Regions from separate parts of the Homo sapiens genome. Here region 1 is linked to region 2. A link is a contact called in ENCODE Hi-C or POLR2A ChIA-PET data. All regions are on one chromosome and are shown on one strand. The core of a region is the stretch at or near the end of the contact, and the rest is flanking DNA. Distances in the headings are between cores, read along the strand shown. Region 1 holds the start of EXOC3 (exocyst complex component 3). Region 2 has its middle 7.0 kb from the start of MIR4456.

Region 1 (5,232 bases), core at 1,276-3,775, 100 kb before region 2:
GCTAAGCACGGTCTCTATTCTCCCAGAGCAGGGTCAGGACTGTGGGTGCTTCAGTGCCCTCCCCTCCCTCCCCCTCGAGTTTGCTCCTGTCAAGGTGGAGGAGGATCCCTCTAGCAATGACCCTGGGTTGGCTTCCGCCGAGGGCTGAGTTTAGGAACAGTCTCCAGGCTGTTGCTGTTTTCCTAGTCCACGCTTTCACTGAGGATGCATCCCTTGCACATCTGTGCTTCACATGGGAGTCGCCGTCCACCTCCCACCTGCTGGGAGCCTTAGCTTCATCATCTGTCCTGCTTCAGTGTAAAACCCAACCCCTGGGCCGCAGAACTCGCACCCTACCCACCCACCTGCCTGCTGTAGGACGGCAAGCATCTCTGCTTCTGATTCACGTCCTCTCCCCTTCCCACATTTGTCCCTGGTCACGTCCTTGCCTGTTCGTGAATCCACTTGTGCAATCGACATGATGCTTGCACTCAGCAGTGCTCCTGGGTGTTCGCAGAACATGGTCTGCCAAAAACAGAAGTCAAGAAACTTTTTTTTTTGAGACAGATTCTCCCTCTGTCACCCAGGCTGGAGTGTAGTGGTGCCATCTCAGTTCACTGCAACCTCCTCCTCCCGGGTTGAAGCCATTCTCCTGCCTCAGCCTCCCAGGGAGCTGAGATTACAGGCATGCACCACCATGCCTGGCTAATTTTTGTGGGGTTTTTTTTGGTAGAGATGGGGTTCCTACCAAAAAGACCATGTTGCCCAGGCTGGTCTCAAACTCCTGGGCTCAAGGGGTCTGCCCATCTCAGCCTCCCAAAGTGCTGGGATTACAGTTAGGAGCCACTGCGCCCAGCCAATAAATACCTTTTTTTTTTTTTTTTTTTTTTTTTTTTTTTTGAGACGGAGCCTCGCTCTGTTGCCCAGGCTGGAGTACAGTGGCGCGATCTTGGCTCACTGCAAGCTCCGCCTCCCGGGTTCACGCCATTCTCCTGCCTCAGCCTCCCGAGTAGCTGGGACTCCAGGGGCCCACCACCACACCTGCCTAGTTTTTTTGTATTTTTTTTAGTAGAGACGGGGTTTCACCATGTTAGCCAGGATGGTCTCGATCTCCTGACCTCATGATCTACCTGCCTCGCCTCCCAAAGTGCTGGGATTACAGGCGTGAGCCACGGCGCCCCGCCAAGAAAGACTTCTAATCAATGTTTTGTTAAGAAGTTACTAGACAGTCCTCCATCCAAATTCACTACCAGACACTGATATAATAGTATGAGTCTTTAGTTCATAATACTCAATGTTACTATATTTTTAAGAGTCCTAAAAGCTTTGGCAATTTTGGCAATTTTTTCTTCATTAGTTTCAAAATTTCTTTACAGTCATAATTTCTAACACAATTTTAACTTTTTTACTTTTTTTCATTGCTCAACTTGTTGCTAGATTTTCAGAAATTACAAGGAAAAACTGAAATAATAGAGCCGGGGTCAGTGTCAACATCAGCAGGGCACGGGGCAGGGCTCCCTGTCGGAGTGGCAGTGGGGGCTCCCGCAAGCTCCATCTCCTTCCTGTGTGCCCCTGCCCCATGCTGCTGCCACTTCCCTGGTCTCTGCTGGCTTCCCTGCCACCTTCCAGACCCTTCCTTTCGTGTGGCTAATTTTCAGGAGGGGCAGGGGCACAACCTAGCAGCTCCAACCTATGAAAGACTTTGTCAGTTGGTGTGTCAAAGCCAGCATCTTTTATCAAACAGACAAACCCTGAACGCTCGTGGTTTAGCACGTGCTTCTTCCTCCAGGCGAAGCCAAGTGCTGGCCATGGGCCTCTCCTCCAGGAAGCGACTCAGGACCGGCCCTCTGCAGCGCGGCCCAGTGACCCACATTCATTCTCCAAGACCTGCGCTGCTGGGCCTCTGAGGGGCCCCGGAAACATCCGGTGGCCACCCATCCCACTGGCATTGTTCCCACGAGGGTGCCAATGACTGCGCTCCTGGAGGGGCTGAGTTCGTCTTTGGGTCCAGGAGGTACCCAAAGCCGCTTGTCTGCTGGTGGCAGGTATGACAGACGTTTGATTCCCAACCTTCTCCGCTTTGGTTTCTTCGTTTACTGAATGCCCGGCGCCCACCTCAGTCCGCGGGAAACGAGGGACGCCCCTGCCACACTGCAGTGCGGACGACGAGGCCAACATAAAGACAGCAGGCATCAGCAGAGGATGGAGACAGCGGCTCTGGGGCTGTCTTCTCTCCGCAGGTTGGGAAGGGAAAGGAGAGAAAATGCACGCAGTCACGCTCGGCGGAGGCGTCCAGGACTGCGCCCGCCCTGGGGAAGGGCGCACGCGGTGGTCGCCAGGGGCAGCGAGAGGGCCTGAGTTGGGGGGGCTGGGACGGACAAGAAGCCCCCCACCTCGGCGGTTTCCCTGTCCTGCTGGGGAGCGGCCATGGGGCAGGTCCCCGAGCTGAAGTCGCTCGGCCGGGAGACGAGTACCCGCCCCGCGGGAGGGCCCGGACCCGTGCTTCCGGCGCCGTTGCCGGAAGCGGAAGTGCCCGCGCGCTGTCCACTTCCGGCCGGGACCCCGGAGGCGGAGGCAGCGAAGGCGGAGGGGGCGGCGGGGGCGGCGGCGGCGGCGGCGGCGGCGGCGGCGGCGGCGGCGGCGGCGGCGTAGCCGTAGAGGGTGAGTCGGTGGCAGGTCCTGACGGCCGGCGGGTCCTTGGGAGGTGGTCGCCGTCTTTCATCCTTGCTCTCCCTGTCTCTGGCTTCCGCGGGGGCGCGTAGGGGGAGGCCGGACCGGGACCTGGAGGGCGGGGAGGCCGTTCCGGACCCCGTGGAGTATCCCGCTCGTGCGAGTGTCCTCGGCGCAGGTGTCCTCCCCGGCACATGTGTCCCCCCCAGGCGTAGGTGTCCCCTTGGCACATGTGTCCCCACAGGCACAAGGTCCTTCCTGGTGCAGGTGTCCCCTTAACAGTGTCTTCCCCCACGCCCCAGGCGCTGGTGTCCTTCCTGGCACAGGTGTCCCCCCTCGGAGCAGGTGTCCCTCCTTGGGGCAGATGTCCCTCCAGGCACAAGTGTCCTTCCTGGCGCAGGTGTCCCCTCGGCGCAGGAGTTCTCCAAGGTGCAAGTGTCCCCTCAAGCACAGGTGTCCCTCCCAGGCACAAGTGTACTTCCTGGTGCAGGTGTCCTCTTGACGGTGTCCCCCCCCAGGCGCAGTTGTCCTTCCTGGCACAGGTGTCCCCCCTCGGACCAGGTGTCCCTCGTCGGAGCAGGTGTCCTTCTGGGCACAAGCGTCCTTCCTGGCCTTTAGGAAGCTTTCAAGGTGCAGGTGTCCTCCAAGGTGCAGGTGTCCTCCAGCGGAGTGTCCCCTCCGTGAGGTGCCTCCCAGCACAGGTGTTCCCCTCGGCGCAGGCGTCCCCCCGGTAAAGGGTCCCTCCTGGCAGAGGTGTCTGCCCGGCAGAGGTGTCTCCCTGGCGCAGGTGTCTCCGTGGGTGCTGATGTTCCCCGCAGTAGGGTGTCCCCCCGCTCGGCGGAGAGGCTCACAGCGGAGCCAGCGCCAGGGGAAGGCAGTCAGAAAGGCCCTGGTAGGGGCTGGACCTGGGTCTCTGTTTATGGTCTCTGAGTTCCTCTTTGGCTTCTGTGACCCAAAATCTTTAGTCTTCAGGCTGGGATGGAAGCCTCTGCGGTGCGTTTTTTAACTCCAGATTTTCCCCTTTTCCACATGAGTAGCTTTATTCTGACTCCAAGGCGAGCCCTGCTTCACAGCTCTCCACTCACATTGCCTTGGCTTCCACCCACAGCGTGACAGACTTCACTCCAGCCTTAAGATGGGCGCAGCCACCTCACCGCGTGCCCCAGCAGAGCGGCTGGGGGTCCACTTCTTGGGTTATTATCCAGCCCTATAATCAAAATCATACAGGCTTTAATGTCAATGGAAATGCTGATGATAATGTCCAAACAAAATAAGAAAACAAAAGTGTGCACCTACAAAGTCATATAAGCAGTGGAATCTTAGCTTTAAAAGAAACTCAAAGGGAAAAAACTGGAAGGAAACAAGCCCTGTTGGAGGGAGTTGCCCCTGAGTGTCGGGATTTAAGGGGAGTTGTCCCTGGGTGGCGGGATTTAAGGGGAGTTGCCCCTGAGTGGTGGGATATAGCGGGGGTTACCCCTGAGTGGTGGGATTTACGGGAAGTTGTCCCTGGATTGTGAGATTTAAGGGAAGTTGCCCCTGGGTAGCAAGATTTAAGAGGAGTTGCCCATAGATGATGGGATTTAAGGGGAGTTGCCTCTGGCATCTTTGTATTTTTGTCCTGTCCAGATTTTCTACGTTGGTATGCCAAATTTCATAATCAGAAAATAAAGAGAAAGGAAAGGTTGCAATGTAGGTCCAGATGAAAAAGGAGAAGAGAGGTGTCTGAAAGCATGTGGGCATGGAGAATGAAAAATTCCAGGAGAAGGTGAATCTTTTTAATATTCATGAAGATGAAAATCAGACAGCTGAAGTCAAGGGGAACAGGTGTATCGGATTCCCTCATTGACTGATGCTCACCAAGCAGCTGTGTTAGCTCCCCGAGGAGGACGATGGTGGAGGGAGCATGGAAGGCAGGCTTGCCTGGCATCTGAGCACCTGTGGTCTGCACGGGGCCTGCATAAAGGAGGGAAGCATGATGTTTTCTAGGACAGTTAAAAAAGGGGGAAATGGGGTTTTGGATACCCAAGACAATAATGACTTTTTCTTTTTTTTTCTTTTTTTTTTTTTTGAGACGGAGTCTCGCTCTGTCGCCCAGGCTGGAGTGCAGTGGCGCGATCTCGGCTGACTGCAAGCTCCGCCTCCGGGGTTCACGCCAGTCTCCTGCCTCAGCCTCCCGAGTAGCTGGGACTACAGGCACCCACCAACATGCCCAGCTAATTTTTTTGTGTGTATTTTTAGTAGATACAGGGTTTCACCATGTTAGCCAGGATGGTCTCGATCTCCTGACCTCGTGATCCACCCGCCTCGGCCTGCCAAAGTGCTGGGATTACAGGCGTGAGCCACCGGGCCTGGCTGACTATTGTCACTTTTATAGGGTGGGAATTGTGGGGCTTGTGCTGGGCCTCCAGCTGTGGTACCTGGTCGGGGGAGTTGTCCACGCTGTATTTGTCTTCACTGAGGGTCCTGGTGCAGCTGCCCACAGGCCTGGCCAAGGTGCTGGGGGAAAGCTCCCGAAATGAGAAACCAGCCCTGTCTTGGGGAGAGATGTGCCTTTGAGGCTGACATCTACATGCTGGGTGGTCT
Region 2 (5,090 bases), core at 2,577-5,076:
CTCGCGATCTCCACGCCAAGCCCTGGCCTCCCCTCCCATCTCCACGGCCCTGCCTCAGCCTCAGCTCTGTGCCCCTCCCCTGTGTCCCCGGCTCCTCTCCTGTGTAGCCCGCCCCTACTCCCTCCATCCAGAGAGGTCCAGCCTGGATGCCCACGCCTCCCATCTTCTCACTGATCTGTCCCCAAGACACAGCTCCGCCAGGGTCACCGAGGCCTCTGTGCTGCCTCATGGCAGGGCTGGAGCTGGGATGGCCTCTCTGGATTTTGGGCCTGTGGCTCTCGCCCTCTGCCTCCTTCCCAGCCCTTCGCCCTGGAGCGGGGCAGCCTTGTTTCTCCTGACTTTCTGGGCATGGTCTCTCAGGCTTTGGGTCCTTCCTGACTCAGGGATCTCAGCTCGGAGCCACCTCCTCCAAGAAGGCTCCCGGCTGCACCCACTTCAGGCACCTTCTGTCCTAATGCCCGTCTCCCTCCTGGCCTGCTGCCCCGTCCTTCTCTCCAGGACGACTTTGAAGCCATCCCAGATGTGCTATGATTTCATCTCCAATAATAATAATAAAAGCAACAATGTGTGCAGCTGAGGGGTCCTGATATGCATTGCGGGGCCTCACAGGGGCTTGGACCATGCTCGGCCTTGGACAGACACAGCCGGGAGGGAAGCATCCCGCTCCTGTTAACACACGTGACCCGCAGGCTCTGCAGGACATGCCGGCTCTTTTGCACAACCTCTTGGTGCAGCAGGGGGGTGTTGAGGGACCAGGAAGGGTTTGGTCCCCTCCTCCACCCCCTCTGCCTCCCTCCCCATCAAGTGGGCTGCCCGCCTCCTGGGTTGGGTCCTGGCTCCTCTGGAGGGGCTGCTGTGCCCACCGCCCTCCTTGCCATCTCTTCTGGCCTGGGGTTGGGGAGGGGGCTGGCAAGGGCGAGGCTTCTCATCCATCTTGCAGGGCTTGCCTGGGGCCACAGGGCTGCGCTGGCCTGGGGGGCTCTGTGCGCCTTGGGCTGGGGCGAGGCAGCTGCCCTCCGACCTCCAGGTCACTGAGGATGGGGTGCCGCCCTTCCCCCAGGGGCAGGTCACGTGGGGTGCCCCGGACAGGTCAAGGAAGGGGCTCTCATGCCTGGGGCTGGTTGGGGCCACCTGGGGGGGAAGGTGACAGTGCTCTTGTCCCCAACCCTGGGCTGCCTGGTAAGACCTGAGGGTCTGGGATGAGCTCAGGGCCTGCAGCCCTCTGATGTCTGCACAGACACAGCTCTGTGGGAAGCAGGTGCCCTGGTGAGACCCTTTCGCCTCTGGGCCCCTCCACCTTCCCCTGCTCCTCACAGATGCCCCCTGCCCATCACAGGGCCTGAGGCAGAGGCTTTGAGGGGGCGGGGCCTGGAGAGGGCCTGGGGCGGGGCATGGGGGAGATGGGCGTGGTAAGCAGGTGGAGCCTCTTGAGGATGACACTGGGGTGGGGCTGGGGAGGGGCCGGGGCCCTAGGCTGACCCCGGGAGGGAGCATCACCCTCAGCTGCAGGCAAGGGACGGGGCTGCTGGTGAGAAGCTCAAGCACAGGCCCTCAGTGAGGCAGGGAGAAAATGGCACAACCGCGGTGCCTTCCTAGGACTCTGGCTGTGCTGTGGGAGTCGGTGCTGTCCACTCTGTTTGAAGCTCTCAGGTGGAAGGGGCAGGTGGGGCATCTGAGGCACCGACCTCAGCTCCCAGCCCTGAGCAGAGGACGAAGGAGCCCAAGGTCCGGGAGAAGCCCCTTTTCCCATCTCTGGGGCATGGGAGGGGCCTGCACTGGCTGAGACCCAAGTTTCCAGCAGGTGAACATCGGTCCTGGTCCCACGTGCAGGGCAAGGACGACCCTGAAAAGCCCCTGAAAAGCTGGGGTGCCCACCGTGTCTCTGAAAGGCTGACGTTCCCACCGCATCTCTGAAAGGCTGACGTTCCCACCGCGTCTCTGAAAGCTGGCGTGCCCACCACATGACGTTCCCACTTCATCTTCTTAGGTGCTTTTCTTGAAAAGTTTTGTTTTTGTTTTTGTTTTTTTTTTCAGGTAACAAACTGTCACCAAGGTCATGCCTAGGCCCTGTCTTGACAGCCCTCAGTGGCCCCGGTGTGTCCCCTGGGAGCACAGGCCCCATGGGTGGCCCGGCTCTGACCCCACGGGCCCTTCCTTCTGCCGAGGGCACTTCTCAGGCTTGGGTGCACAGGGCTTGGGTGTGTGGCTCCTGCCTGGGGCCCACTGAGCCCTGAGCTGCACCAGGCCTCGACCTCGGAGCTGAGGTCTGGGTCATCCTCCCAGGGAGGGTCTGGGAGACCTCAGGTCAGAGTATCCCACAGACCCCACAAGTGACATCCCAGCTCCTCAGGCCAAATCTCCTGGACCCCAGAAGGAGCAGCTGTATCAAGAGGAAGGCTTTGGTGACGCTGCTGCAGGGACAAGGACTGCTCCGTATGGCAGAGCCAGGTGCGAGGGGCTCGGGTGCGACGGGGAAGCTTTGGCAGCAGGAAGCAGAGGCGCGGGACAGCGGGAGGGAGGGTCTGGTGTTCTAGTGCTCGGTGGAGGACCGCTGAACGTGCTTAGGCAGTGACATGAAAGCCATCAGGGCAGAGGGACAGGCAGAGGCCCCAGCATGCGAGAGGCAGGTGGGCGTGCGGGGTGCAGGGACCTGCGGAGGACATGGAAAGGTGTCAGCTGAGGGCCCTGATGTGTCTGGGGTCACCTGCGGAGGAAGGTCCAGGGGAGGAGCCTGCTGCAGGCGGGTGGGGAGGGTCTCAGCACCACAGCAGCCGGGGCCAGGGCTGGGCTGCAGGGCCAGGTGGGTCCAGTGAGTGTGCTCAAGCCGCCTCGTGGAGGGGAACTGGCAGAGTGCTGAGCAGAAGCCAAGGTGCCGCCACTCGAGGGGCCGGATGCTGGGGTCCCAAGAATGGTAAAGTGGGGAAAGCCGCTGAGGGCCTGGATGCTGGGGTCCCAAGAATGGTAAAGTGGGGAAAGCCGCTGAGGGGCCGGATGCTGGGGTCCCAAGAATGGTAAAGTGGGGAAAGCTCTGAGGGGCTGGATGCTGGGGTCCCAAGGATGGTAAAGTGGGGAAAGCCGCTGAGGGCCGGATGCTGGGGTCCCAAGGATGGTAAAGTGGGGAAATAGGACAACAGTGTCGGAGCTGGTGCTGGGCTTAGTTGGAGACACCCAAGGCCTGGTGCAGCTGAGGGCTCAGTGGGCCCCAGGCAGGAGCCACACACCCAAGAGCCTGAGGTTGAGGCTACAGCGGAGGCCAGAGGGAGCTGGGCTATGGAGGAGGATGCAAGGGTTCTGGGGCATCACCCTGTGGGCATTTGAGGTCCCCAGGACAATGGCAGGACAGGAAAGCCAGGTCTTTGAGGGTCCTGAGCACACGCCTGGGACAGCAGCTCTGGCCCACAAAGGCTATAGTGCCCTTGGAGCCTGGGGGGCTCTGGGCAGGGCCCACGGCTGAGTTGCCTGGAGCCTGGGGTGAGGGGTCCAGGACAGACACTGGGAAAAATCACCTGTGGTGACCCCCGCCTGGCCCTGCATCCCTCAGTGGCTCAGAGGTGGCCCGAGGTCACGCCGAGGCTCCGTCCTCTCCTCAACCCCGTGTGGTTTACCACGTCCTCATCAGCCAGGGGGTGACTAACTGCCAGGAACAATTGGCAAATGGGACCGTGGGTGGGAGCCCATCCATCCTCCAAGCCCACGGTCCAGGCCAGCGCAACAGCTTTCCAGACCACAGGCTCCTGTCGGGGATTTCAGAAGATCCGGAAATCATTTTACGACCGCATTACCTTTAGCCAACCTTGCTCATTGGAGGAAGGTGAAGGTTTGGGGAAGTAAACGCAGCCGCGAAGCCCCAGCCCAGTGCTCTGCCCGTGAGGCCGTGGGAGGGGCTGGTCTCACTTCCACTTCCACTTCCTGTTTAATTTTCATAGGCTTTAAAATCACACAGGCAGAGTAGGGAGGGCAGGCGCTGCCCTAGCAGAGAGCTGGGTCAGATGTGGGTTCACAGGTGGAGCCTGGCACATTCGTCCCCGAGAGTGAACAAACAGCACCCCGGGCCCGGCTGCCCATTCCTTGGGATAGGAGGACAGCAGGACAGGAGGCATCGAGGACACAGCAGCTTCCTGCTCTCACACGCTGAGGGGCCGGGGCCAGGCCTTTGCGCACCAGGCATCCCCTCAGTAGGACTCAAGGCACTGCACGCCCCCCAGGGGTCTCCTTCCTGCCTCCAGTCAGGCTGTGGGACCTGAAGCTCCCCAGGGGCCTTGTCTGGCTTGGCTCTGAGGTGGGTCCCAAGTGTCACATGAGCCTGGTGAGACACAAAACCCAAACAGGGCCAGGAGACCACCAGGGAGGCCAATGCTCTTGGGGTGTGGGTTGGAGGGGCCAAGCCTCTGAAGCTGGTGTCCCCGCCTGCTGGCCATGTTGGGGTGCCTGTCTCGTGCCACCTGCTTGCAGGCCAGGGGGTTGTCACTGTATTTCCTCCAGGTCCTGTGCTGCTCAGGACTCCCTGACCCACTGGAGGGGATTAGCAGCTGAGGACAGCTCTGAGAAGCCTGGTCGGCCCCGGGTCCTGCCCAGGCATCTTCAGCTGCGTCTCCTCACCGGGTCTCTGAGTGAGAGACGAAGCCAGCTGGACTTCCTGGGTTGAGTAGGGACTTGAAGAACTTTTCTGTCTTACAAGAGGATTGTAAAATGCACCAATCAGCACTCTGTAGCTAGCTAGAGGTTTGTAAAATGCACCAATCAGTGCTCTGTAAAAACGCACCAACCAGCACTCTGTAGCTAGCTAGAGGTTTGTAAAATGGACCAATCAGCACACTGTAAAATGTTCGAATCAGCACTCTGTAAAATGGACCAATCAGCAGGACATGGGTGGTGACAACTAATGGAACAAAAGCTGGCCACCCCCCAGCCAGCAGCAGCAACCTACTCTGGTCCCCTTCCATGCTGTGGAAGCTATGTTCTTTCCCTCTCCACAATAAATCTTGCTGCTGTTCACTGTTTGGGTCCACACCACCTTTAAGAGCTGTAACACTCACCGCAAGGGTCCGTGGCTTCATTCCTGAAGTCAGCGAGACCATGAACCCACCGGA

What was found. A loop is a pair of places that touch in the nucleus more often than their neighbours do. ChIA-PET counts read pairs that join two places held with the same protein, here RNA polymerase II (POLR2A). Pooled maps may share reads with other maps.
Region 1: a loop to region 2 is called in a map of CD8-positive, alpha-beta T cell, with 8 times the contacts of the local background. The contact joins the promoter of EXOC3 here to the enhancer-like site in region 2. A Hi-C loop is called at or near these places in 3 of 168 maps with a recorded cell type or tissue (CD14-positive monocyte, CD8-positive, alpha-beta T cell and naive thymus-derived CD4-positive, alpha-beta T cell), 2 of 37 single-sample maps with no recorded cell type and 9 of 50 pooled maps. POLR2A ChIA-PET finds 5 or more read pairs at or near these places in 2 of 52 experiments (activated CD4-positive, alpha-beta T cell and common myeloid progenitor, CD34-positive).

The regions. Positions count from the first base shown.
Region 1 is chr5:440,651-445,882 of GRCh38, forward strand. EXOC3 (exocyst complex component 3) reads left to right here and starts at 2,526. Exons shown (of 13, transcript NM_007277.5): 1 at 2,526-2,640. EXOC3-AS1 (EXOC3 antisense RNA 1) reads right to left here and starts at 2,510. Exons shown (of 1, transcript NR_126522.1): 1 at 1,185-2,510. RefSeq lists enhancers at 1-17, 1,971-2,020, 2,041-2,150, 2,921-3,050, 3,101-3,190 and 2 more and a silencer at 2,231-2,620.
Region 2 is chr5:540,330-545,419 of GRCh38, forward strand. No RefSeq gene overlaps it. Among named protein-coding and RNA genes, the nearest start is that of MIR4456, 7.0 kb to the left of the region's middle. RefSeq lists an enhancer at 1,004-1,589. Within about 2 kb of position 3,827, at least 8 of the 41 ENCODE cell types and tissues checked have a DNase peak (open chromatin) inside an H3K27ac peak, as active enhancers do; they include CD8-positive, alpha-beta T cell, where a contact is called at or near this core.